2 separate regions of the Homo sapiens genome follow, and region 1 is linked to region 2. A link is a loop called in an ENCODE intact Hi-C map of the cell type or tissue named here. Cell type or tissue: GM12878. All regions are shown on one strand. Region 1 has its middle 350 kb from the start of MIR1973. Region 2 has its middle 520 kb from the start of MIR1973.

Region 1 (5,000 bases), 170 kb after region 2:
CTCTGTTGTTAGTTTCTTTTGCCAGACAGAATCTCTTTAGTTTAATTAGGTGCCACTTGTCAATACTTGTTTTTGTTGCAATTGCTTTTGAGGACTTAGCCATAAATTATTTTCCAAGTCTGATGTCCAGAATAGTATTTTCTATGTTTTCTTCTAGGTTTCTTATACTTTGAGTTGGTACATTTAACTCTCTAATCCATCTTGAGTTAATTTTTGCATATGGTGAGAAACACAGGTCCATTTTCATTCTGCATATGGCTAGCCAATTAGCCTAGCACCATTTATTGAATCATGACTCCCTTGCCCTATCGCTTATTTTTGTCGACTTTGTCAAAGACCAAATGGCTGTAGGTGTGTTGCTTTATTTCTGGGTTGTTTATTTTTTTTCCTTGGTCTAATATGTCTGTGTTTGTAGCAGTACCATGCTGATTTGGTTATGTACCCTTATAATAGAGTTTGAAGTCAGGAAATATGATACCTCTGGCTTTGTTCTTTTTGCTTAGAATTGCTTGGCTATTCAGAATCTTTTTTGGTTCCATAGGAATTTTAAAATACTTTTTCTAGTTCTGTGGAAAAATGTCATTTTGATAGGAATAGTGTTGTATCTGTAGATTCCTTTGGGCAGTATGGCCATTTTAACAATACTGATTCTTCCAATTCATTAGCATGGAATGCTTTTCCATAGGTTTGTATTGTTTATGATTTCTTTTGGCAGTGCTTTGTAGTTCTCCTTGTAGAGATCTTTTGTTCCTTAGTTAGATGTATTCCAAGATTTTTTTATATGTGGTTATTGTAAATGGCATTGTAGTCTTGATTTGGCTCTCAGCCTAAACATTATTTTTGTATAGAAATGCTACTGATTTTTATACATTGGTTTCATATCCTGAAGCTTTACTGAAGTCATTTATCCATTCCAGGAGCCTTTTGGCAGATTCTTTAGGTTTCTCTAAGTATAGGATCTTAACATCCATGAAGAGAGATAGTTTGACTTATTCTTTCCCTATTGGGATGCCATGTATTTATTTCCCTTGCCTGATTGCTCTGTCTAGGCCTTCCAGTACTATGTTGAATAGGAGTGGTGAGAGTAGGCATCCTTGTCTTGTTCAAGTTCTTCAGGGGTATGCTTCTAGTTTTTGCCCTTTTAGTATGATGTTTGTTATGGGTTTGTCATAGACAGGTCTTTTTGTTTTGAGTTATGTTCCTTTGAAGCCTAGTTTGTTGATGATTTTCATTAAGGAATGTTGGATTTTGTCTAACGCTTTTTCCACATCTATTGAGATAATCATATGATTTCTGTTTTTAATTGTTTATGTGGTGAATTACATTTATTGTTTTGTATATGTTGAATCACTCTTGCATCCCAGGAATGAAGTCTATTTGATCATGGTGAATTAACTTTTTAATATGCTATTTAATTCAGTTTGTTGATATTTTGAGGATTTTTGCATCTACGTTAATCAGGGACACTGGCCTGTAGTTTTCTTTTTTTGTGGTTGCTTTGCCAGGTTTGTGTATCAGGGTGATCGTGGCTTCATAAAATGAGTTGAAGAGTCCCTCATCAATTTTTTGGAATAGTTTTAGTAGTAGTGGTAACAGCTCTTCTTGTATATGTGGTAGAATTTGTTTATGAACTCATCTGGTCTGAGGCTTTTTTTTTTTTTTTTGGTTGCTAGTTTTGTTATTACTAATTCAATTTCAGACTTGATATTGATCTGTTCAGTGTTTCAATTTCTTCCTGATTCAGTCTTGAGATATTACATTTCCAGTAATTTACACATTTTCTTTAGATCTTCTGGTTTACCTCTAGAGATGTTCATAATCTCTAAGGTCATTTTGGATTTCTGTGGGATTGGTTGTAATGTTGAGGGAAGAGAGAGACCCTCTCATATTGTTTTATATTGTTTTATACTCAGTACCTGTTTTAAGAAAAAAACAAGGAAGTGAAATCAAAGACAAGCAGTCCAGCGCCAGGCCCAAAACCAGGCCTGGGCCTGCCTGGCCTAAACCTAGTAGTTAAAAACCAACTCATGACTTAGAACCCCATGTTACCCATAGATTTCAGGCATTGTATGGAAGAACATTGGGAAACTCCCTGCTCTGTTCTGTTTCACTCTGACTACCAGTGCATGAAACCCCTGTCACGTATCCCCTAGATTGCTCAATCAGTCACAACCCTTTCATGTAAAATCTTTAGTGTTGTGAGCCCTTAAAAGGGACAGAAATTGTGCACTCGGGGAGCTCGGATTTTAAGGCAGTAGCTTGCTGATTCTCCCAGCTGAATAAAGCCCTTCCTTCTACAACTCGGTGTCTGAGAGGTTTTGTCTGCGGCTAGTCCTGCTACATTTCTTGGTTCCCTGACTGGGAAACGAGGTAACTGACATATGGCCGAGGCAGCCCCTTAGGCAGCTTAGGCCTGCCCTGTGGAACATCCCTGCAGGGAACTCTGGCCAGCCTGAGTGACGTGATCCAAGGAGCGCTCCCAGGTAGAAAATTGCCCTGGTGGAACGCCTCACCAGAGCAGCGCATAGCAGGCCCCCCATGGAGGATTAACACAGTTGCTGAACACCAGGAAGGAAATGGCACTTAGAGTCCAGACATCTGAAACTTGATAAGACTAGTCTTTGGAACTTGCCCCACTCCATCTGAGTGGAAGCGTGGCCTGATCACCCACGGTGTGCCTGTATTGGCACTTTTGTTCTGGTTTTGACTTGGCCTGACTTGGTAAGTCTAGTCTTTGGAACTTGCCCCACTCCATCTGAGTGGAAGCGTGGCCTGATCACCCACCGTGTGCCTGCATTGGCACTTTTGTTCTGGTTTTGACTTGACTTGAATTGCTGGATACTTTGGTTTTGGTTTTGACTTGGCTTGAATTTTTTGGTTCTAGGATTTTGAATTTCATGATTTTGGTTTGGTATAAATGGTAAAAGTGTGTGTGTGCCCTCTTTACCCGTTCTTTGTCTTGTGGTGAGTGTGTGTAGTGTGAGTGTGGTATTTTGTCTTGAAAAAAAAAATGGGTCAGGTGCAAAGTAAGCCCACCCCACTGGGAACTATGTTAAAGAATTTCAAGAAAAGATTTAATAGAGACTATGGAGTTACTATGACACCAGGAAAACTTAGAACTTTGTGTGAAATAGACTGGGTAGCATTAGAGGTGGGTTGACCATCAGAAAGAAGCCTGGACAGGTCCCTTGTTTCAAAGGTATGGCACAAGGTAACCTGCAAGCCAAGGCACCCAGACCAGGTTCCATACATAGACAGTTACAGCTGGTTTTAGACCCCCTTCCGCACCACAGTAGTTAAGAGAACAGCAGCATAAGCGGCTGGCAGAGGCAAGGAAAGACCAGCAGAGAGAAAAAGAGGCCATCTGTACCAATTCTAAGTTAATTTAGACTAAACAAGGCCTTATTAATAGCAAAGGATAATTGAAATCCCAAACTTATAAGGTTTTCAACAAAAGTGAAGTTTGCTAAAAGTTAACAGTGTAACATGTATTATGGTAACTTCTAATCTTGTGGCCTTAGACAGTCTAGTCCAAAGACATAAAAAAAGTTCACTTTAAAAAAGGAGAAAAAGGGGGGAGGCAGAATTTATATAAAAAGAATCTTATATGGTAAATTCTTGTCCTGAAATAAATTAACTGGTTGTTTTAAGAAAAAATGTAGTAAGTCAAAAAGTTGAGACATGTTGAAAAATTGTTTGCAAAAGTCGTGAAAGAAAAAAATATTATAAAAAATTTTATGCAAAAAATGTTGTATAATTTAAAAATAATAAGGCCTCCTGAGTACTATTGAAGAAACAGTTTATGTGCAAGGTGTATAAAAAAAGTAAAATATACCTTTGGTAAAAAGATTATAAGGAAACATAAGAATGTGGATTTTTACTTACATTAAAAGGTTAAAAGAATTATTGTTTTAAAAGTTTAAGCAAGTTTTAAAACATTAATTGTAAAGAAAATTCCATGTGTAAACATATTAGCTAAAGTTAAAAAGGTATCATCCAGTTTTTCTGTGAACTGGACATTAAAGTAAAAATGCAACAGATTTTTCTTAAAGCATCAACCTGCTCTTTAACAAAAAGTATAAAAGGTTAAAAAGAGTCTATAAAATCTTAACTTATAGTCAAACATGAAAAATTCAATAAATATGTCTACAAGGTTTTATTAAAATTAAGTTTAACATTAATAACACACTAATATAAAGGTAAAATTTAGTTTATCTGGTATAAAAATCATACAAGCAATATTATTAAATATAAAATGGTGTTTAGCTTTCTTTGATCTAAAAACTAATAAAAATAGGTGCTAAAGGAAACATTCATTTTACTGAGGATCATAAAGGTTAAAGACTTAAAACAAACTTTGGCAATTAAGACAGCATACCAAGATGCAAATGCCTGGTTGAAATGGATTAAATATTCCATCTGCACGTTAAACAAAAGCAATTGTTATGCTTGTGCACATGGCAGGCCAGGGGCCCTGATTGTCTCCCTTCTACTAAGGTGGTCCTCCAGTCGACCAGGCATGGGCTGCATGGTAGCTCTTTTCCAGGATTCTACAGCCTGGAGTAGTAAGTCATGCCAAGCTCTCTCTGCTATATCCTGAAGTCCCTGCAGGTCAGTCCCCGAGGGCTATCCAGCTTCTGTCTCTCAACACTAAGTTCACTTTGTGTCTCTCACGTCAGGGAGGAGACTTAGCACTCCTTGGAGACCTGAAAGTATGCAGTAAGCTTAAGAATTTTCAAGAGCTTATCAATCAGTCAGCCCTTGCTCATCCCCGAGCAGATGTGTGGTGGTATTGTGGTGGACCTTTACTGGGCACTCTGCTGAATAACTGGAGTGGCACTTGTGCTGTAGTCCATTTGGCTATCCCTTTCACCCTGGCATTTCATCAACCAGGAAAAAAAAAATGGCAGTTGGAGTTTTAACCCAGACTGTAGGGCCCTGGCCAAGGCCAGTGGCCTATCTCTCAAAACAACTAGACAGGGTTTCCAAAGGCTGGCCCC
Region 2 (5,000 bases):
TACTTTTCTTTAACGTAAAGAACTTTCTACTTTAGATATTTGGAGGTAAAATTCACTCTTTTATAATAATTATTCCTCAGAAGTCTTAAAATATTTAAGATATTTTTAAATTATTATTAAATTAGACATATCACCTATATTTTTAAATGAGTTTATGTGTCTTTATGTATGTGTGTGTACATATGTATTTATATGTATGTGTATTATTTATATATTTATAAAATAAAGATACTATTTAAAAATAAAGATATATCTAATTTAATGTTTCCTACTTAATTATAATTATGTATATATACAATTTTTATATATATAATATTTTAGAGATGGGGTCTCACTCTGTCCCAGGCTGGTCTTGAAATATTGGGCTCCAGGGAGCCTACTGCTTCAGCCTTCCCAAGAGCTGGGATTACACTCACGCACCATCATACCCAGTGTACTCTGTTATATTTTAAACATAGTTTTTACACTATATGGTATTCCTAACTGCATGAAATATATATCCTATTATATTTCCCTTTAGGGCATTATGTTAACCAGGATAAATTGATGAGAAGCACAATGGTAAATAAATTAATAATGACACATAAAATTTCTTTGAATTCATTGATGTGAAAAGAGATTCTAAATAATACTCTGGGTATGCTGAGTATTATGCATAAATCATTCTTTTTTGACCCTATTTAACAGAAGTTTTATTAACTGATATAATAATTTTCTTAAATCCATCAACAGGAAATGAATTTCAACGTAATGTAAACACCCACGCTCTTGGCAGAACTACACTGCCATCTATAGTTTTAGTCCCTGGGATGTTAGTGTGTGGATTTTAATCTGTATTTATTCTCTAATTGTTCTTTTGAGAAATAAGCTATTATATTTTATCTCTAGTTTCTTTTGAATGAAATTATCGAGCACATTTTGTGCATGTTTGTCTGGATTTGCATATTATATGTCATATTTTTCATATTATCGCAAGCTAAGCATTCTCAAATTTAAAAATGTCCTGCAGCTCATTAATAAATAGGAAACTGAAATAGTACAAGGAAACTGAAACTTATATTTCAGTTATATTTTGAGATAGTGATAACATTTGGGGTTAAAATACACAATAATTCAGAGATAATGTTTTTACTCATTAGTAAGACTTTTCTATATCAATAATTTAGTGACATGAATTAGCTAAGTAGAATAAATCAGTTGTGACAATATTTATTAAGCTCAAATCTCTTCTGAGTAACTCTAAAATAAGTTCCTACTTCAGATATGGGTTTTGCATAGAAGGACCACTAAGGACTTTCTTTTCTCTGGTGTACATTGTTGTTGAGTAAAAGCACTTACTAAAATTTTAAGCCTTCTGTGAAGCTGTACTAGTTGGTTGCTGTGATTAGCACTTCCTTTCAAGTTGAGTAATGTTATGAGACCAACTCTCTCCCTTAGTATTAAAACAACAACAGGCTTAATAATAAAGCAGTGCAATAAAGTTCAGTCAATAGTTTGCAAACATGTTTTCCCTGAAGAAGAATACCATTTTTTTGTGAGGAAAAAAAAAAAAAAAAAAAAACTTCTCTGGGACCATGGTGGAAAGACAGAGGAGTGGAGTGATCATAACCTATTAATTACTTTTATGAACTTATCTATCTTTTTTCTTGATTTACCTGTTTTCAGAGACTGCATTTGTGTATGCTGTGTATTCTATAAAATGTACAAATCAAAATTTTCACAAACTTGTTCAGAGTTTTTTAAACCTGGACAGATTCAGGTATAAAATTTTGCATATTAACTATTAGAGCATCTAGCTCTACTTGTAAGCCATGTTGATTGAGATAACTGCAGGAGGTAACTCAAGATAGTTTCAACTTTTTGCCAGTGCCCTAGGTTCTTGTAATCTTCCAGGATATAAATAAGAGAGATTGCGAGACGTAGCAACGAGAAGAAAGTTTATTTAACTTGTGCACAAGGGAGCCAGCACAAAAAAAAGGGAACAATTGGGGCTGCTTCCTGAAAGCTGTGCGGGATTCAATTTTACGGGGCTCTCCTATGGGGACGGATGATGTCAGGGCATGTATAGGAAGGCTTTTTCTAGCATTTACGCAGTGGCTCAGTTTGCTTCTACATACATTGCGTGTATCATTAGCGTTTTAAATCTTCATCTTGTGGCATAATTTTTAGCATTAAAATGAGGAAGGCCTAATTATAATTTGAAATATGAATCTAACTGCACATAAAAGGGTCCCTGAGGAAGTCCGCAGCCCCCTGAAAGGAGGAACTTGTGGTTAGTGGCTTCTTGAGTCTTTTGTTGGTGATTGGCTGGAAGTTAGGTCAGCCACAGCTTAAGTAGAGGCTTTTGTTCTTTTTCTCCAAACCACATTAAAAGAGAAAACAAGATAGCCTGCCTATCTCAAATCTATTTTTCTATTTTCATTCAGTTCTGCAATTTTACATATGATCCTTATGCAAATGATTTATAAACTACTGAATTCAAGGCATAACAGATGTTAGTAAGGGAAGGTGTTTAAAACGTGGAACTTGTAACTGAGCTTTACAAGGAGAGTGAGGAGAGGAAGGGATGATTAGAATGCACAAGGTAGATGCCTGAACTGTATTGAGATATTGTTGAAGTCACAACAGTTGTTTTCTATCTGAGTAAGAAACCAAAAAGGATAAAATATTAAGTTTGAGAGTGGGAAACCCTATATCCAAATTCAGGACATGAATAAGTGAGTTTGTAGGGAGTTCTACTTGGGAAGATTTTTGGAGTTCAGAAAGAAAGGAAATGAAGTGGATTTGATACTGTGTAGATTGTCTTTGCTGCTATTTGAGTCATTCTAGATAATAGTAGGTCATGCGATTGAAAAGCAAGATTAGGTCAAATTCCAAACTTTTCACTGAAGTGAGGTTTTAAAGAAATGAATAGATAAGAAGGGTATGGAAATATAGTCATACAACCAGAATTGTATCTGTCTCAAGGGAGTAGTGTTAGTTTTAAGAAGACAGAGCAGGATTGATCTGATATTTTCATTGAGAAGAAAGAAGACACGACCACATGACCCTGATGTATGTGAGATACTGTAAAATAACCATCTTCACCTTAAGAATGCTGTAGGGAAAGAAAATTTCAGGGAAGTGGGCCACAGTTCAGTTAAGGTATGCAATTGGAGAGGACATTGATAGAGGATTGAGTATATAAGAGTTCTGTAATTAGCACAATGTTAAGAGAGATATAAGTCCATGATTTGGGGAGAGAAAGAGAGTATAGAAAAGAAAACAGAAATCACTAAGAACATATAAATAAAAATATTAAAAATTATTTGAAAGAAAAGTAGTCAGTAATATATTACAAAGGAAAGTCAAGCATGGTGGATTTAGAGTGACTTTTCTCAAACTTATGGATATTTATACTTCACAAAATTGAAATAAAGTCTTTAAGGGTGATCTTGTGGGATTCGGTGTTTGTTTAAACTTGGTCTACTGTTTCAGGCAGTGATGATGACAGACAGATGCAAGATTGGCATTAAGAGCTGAAGTTCAAACTCACAATGTTGAGTTGGGAGAACAAGTAAATAGGAGGAGTGGTGTCTGAAATATATGAATGAATGGCAAAGTAGGGGGAATTTTCTTGAGAAGCGTATATAGAGCAAAATACTTTAGCCTGATAATCTAACGTAATAGTAAATTTGGTTTTACAGCAAGACTCAACACAAATATTCTATATCAAAGTACACCAGTTATAATTTGCGTATAAATGAACTTAAAACCTTATTTTAAAGTTTCTAATTCAGTAGATCAGATGTAGTACTTACGATATTGCAATACTTGCAAGTCACTAGGTGATGTCAATGTTTCTGTTCCTTGGGCCACACTTCGATTAACAAGAGCCTGTATGGCTTATGAATCACAGGTGAAATTTCTGACAAATAGCAATCAGAGATATCAAACGATAATACTTTCATTAATGTTGGGAGTTTCATTGTCATATTATTAAGGAGAAAAGTAATGTTATCATGGGAAGTCAGAGGAATTACACAGCAGGACATATCCAGCAACAGATATGGAGGAGTAGGGGAGTATGGGTAGGTGGAAATAAGACTATAGGTTGGCTAGAAGACAGGGGTAGTTTAGGTGGATCCATGAATCCTACAGGACAGGTCAGTTGAGAGCTTTAAAAATCCTATCAACTCTGCTAACATTCTGGCTAAGAGGCAAATAGAAACATGGACAACACCACTAAATATTTTATTTTATGATTGTTATTGACTACATTTGCAACATAATTTATAAATACATTATAGATAGTTTTATTTATTCTTTTTTTCTTCTCTAAAATTACTCTCTTTCACCTCCTCAAGCCATTAATCTTGGCTTGCTCTGGGATTTCAAACACACTTATTTTACCCTCCTTAGATAAAAATTTTCTTCTTGTTAAAATCTATACTTTAATTAAAACATATCTAATTTGATATCTTTCTAGAATATTTTTGTTCTTCCTTAAACTTTATATTAAATTTGGAGTCCCTTGTTTATTTTTCTTAAAATGCTTATGTTTGGTATTTAATACACTTTATATTTCTCTCAAAATAATTTGCAAATTTTTTATATAGAGCAGGACTTCTCAACTCTGACTGAACATTAAAATTACCTGGAGAGATGTAAAAATGTACTTACTAATTAATTAAACTAAATTAAATGAATAATGACTTATGCCCTACCTTTATCCCAGATGGTTAATTTAATTAATAGACTCAGTGCTGGCAGAGGTTAAAATCTGCACTGATGGCTTTAATGGGAACACAGAGATGAGAACCATGCAAATGAAATATTTTCTAAGGCTTAATTCTCTGTCTCCTCTATATATTTTATGTAACCTACAGATTCATCTCTGGGCCTTAATCAGTATCATAGCAATTTTTTCACTAAAGAAATTGCCACTGTTACCGCAGCATTCAGTTTTGGTTTTCATGAATGAAAGGCAAGCTTTTTGTTGTCAATAACTTTGATAAAAA

What was found. Peaks named below come from ENCODE experiments on the same cell type or tissue, not always from the same donor. Only the 100,000 strongest peaks of a DNase experiment are listed, where the experiment ranks them.
Region 1: a loop joins it to region 2, with 2.7 times the contacts of the local background. A loop is called at or near these places in 1 of 110 quality-filtered maps.

Annotation. Positions count from the first base shown.
Region 1 is chr4:115,948,518-115,953,517 of GRCh38, forward strand. No RefSeq gene overlaps it. Among named protein-coding and RNA genes, the nearest start is that of MIR1973, 350 kb to the right of the region's middle. In GM12878, no CTCF peak of the experiment used is centred here; DNase peaks (open chromatin) are centred at 1,669 and 2,222; H3K27ac peaks cover 1,538 bases.
Region 2 is chr4:115,779,692-115,784,691 of GRCh38, forward strand. No RefSeq gene overlaps it. Among named protein-coding and RNA genes, the nearest start is that of MIR1973, 520 kb to the right of the region's middle. In GM12878, no CTCF peak of the experiment used is centred here; DNase peaks (open chromatin) are centred at 1,370 and 2,230; H3K4me3 peaks cover 556 bases.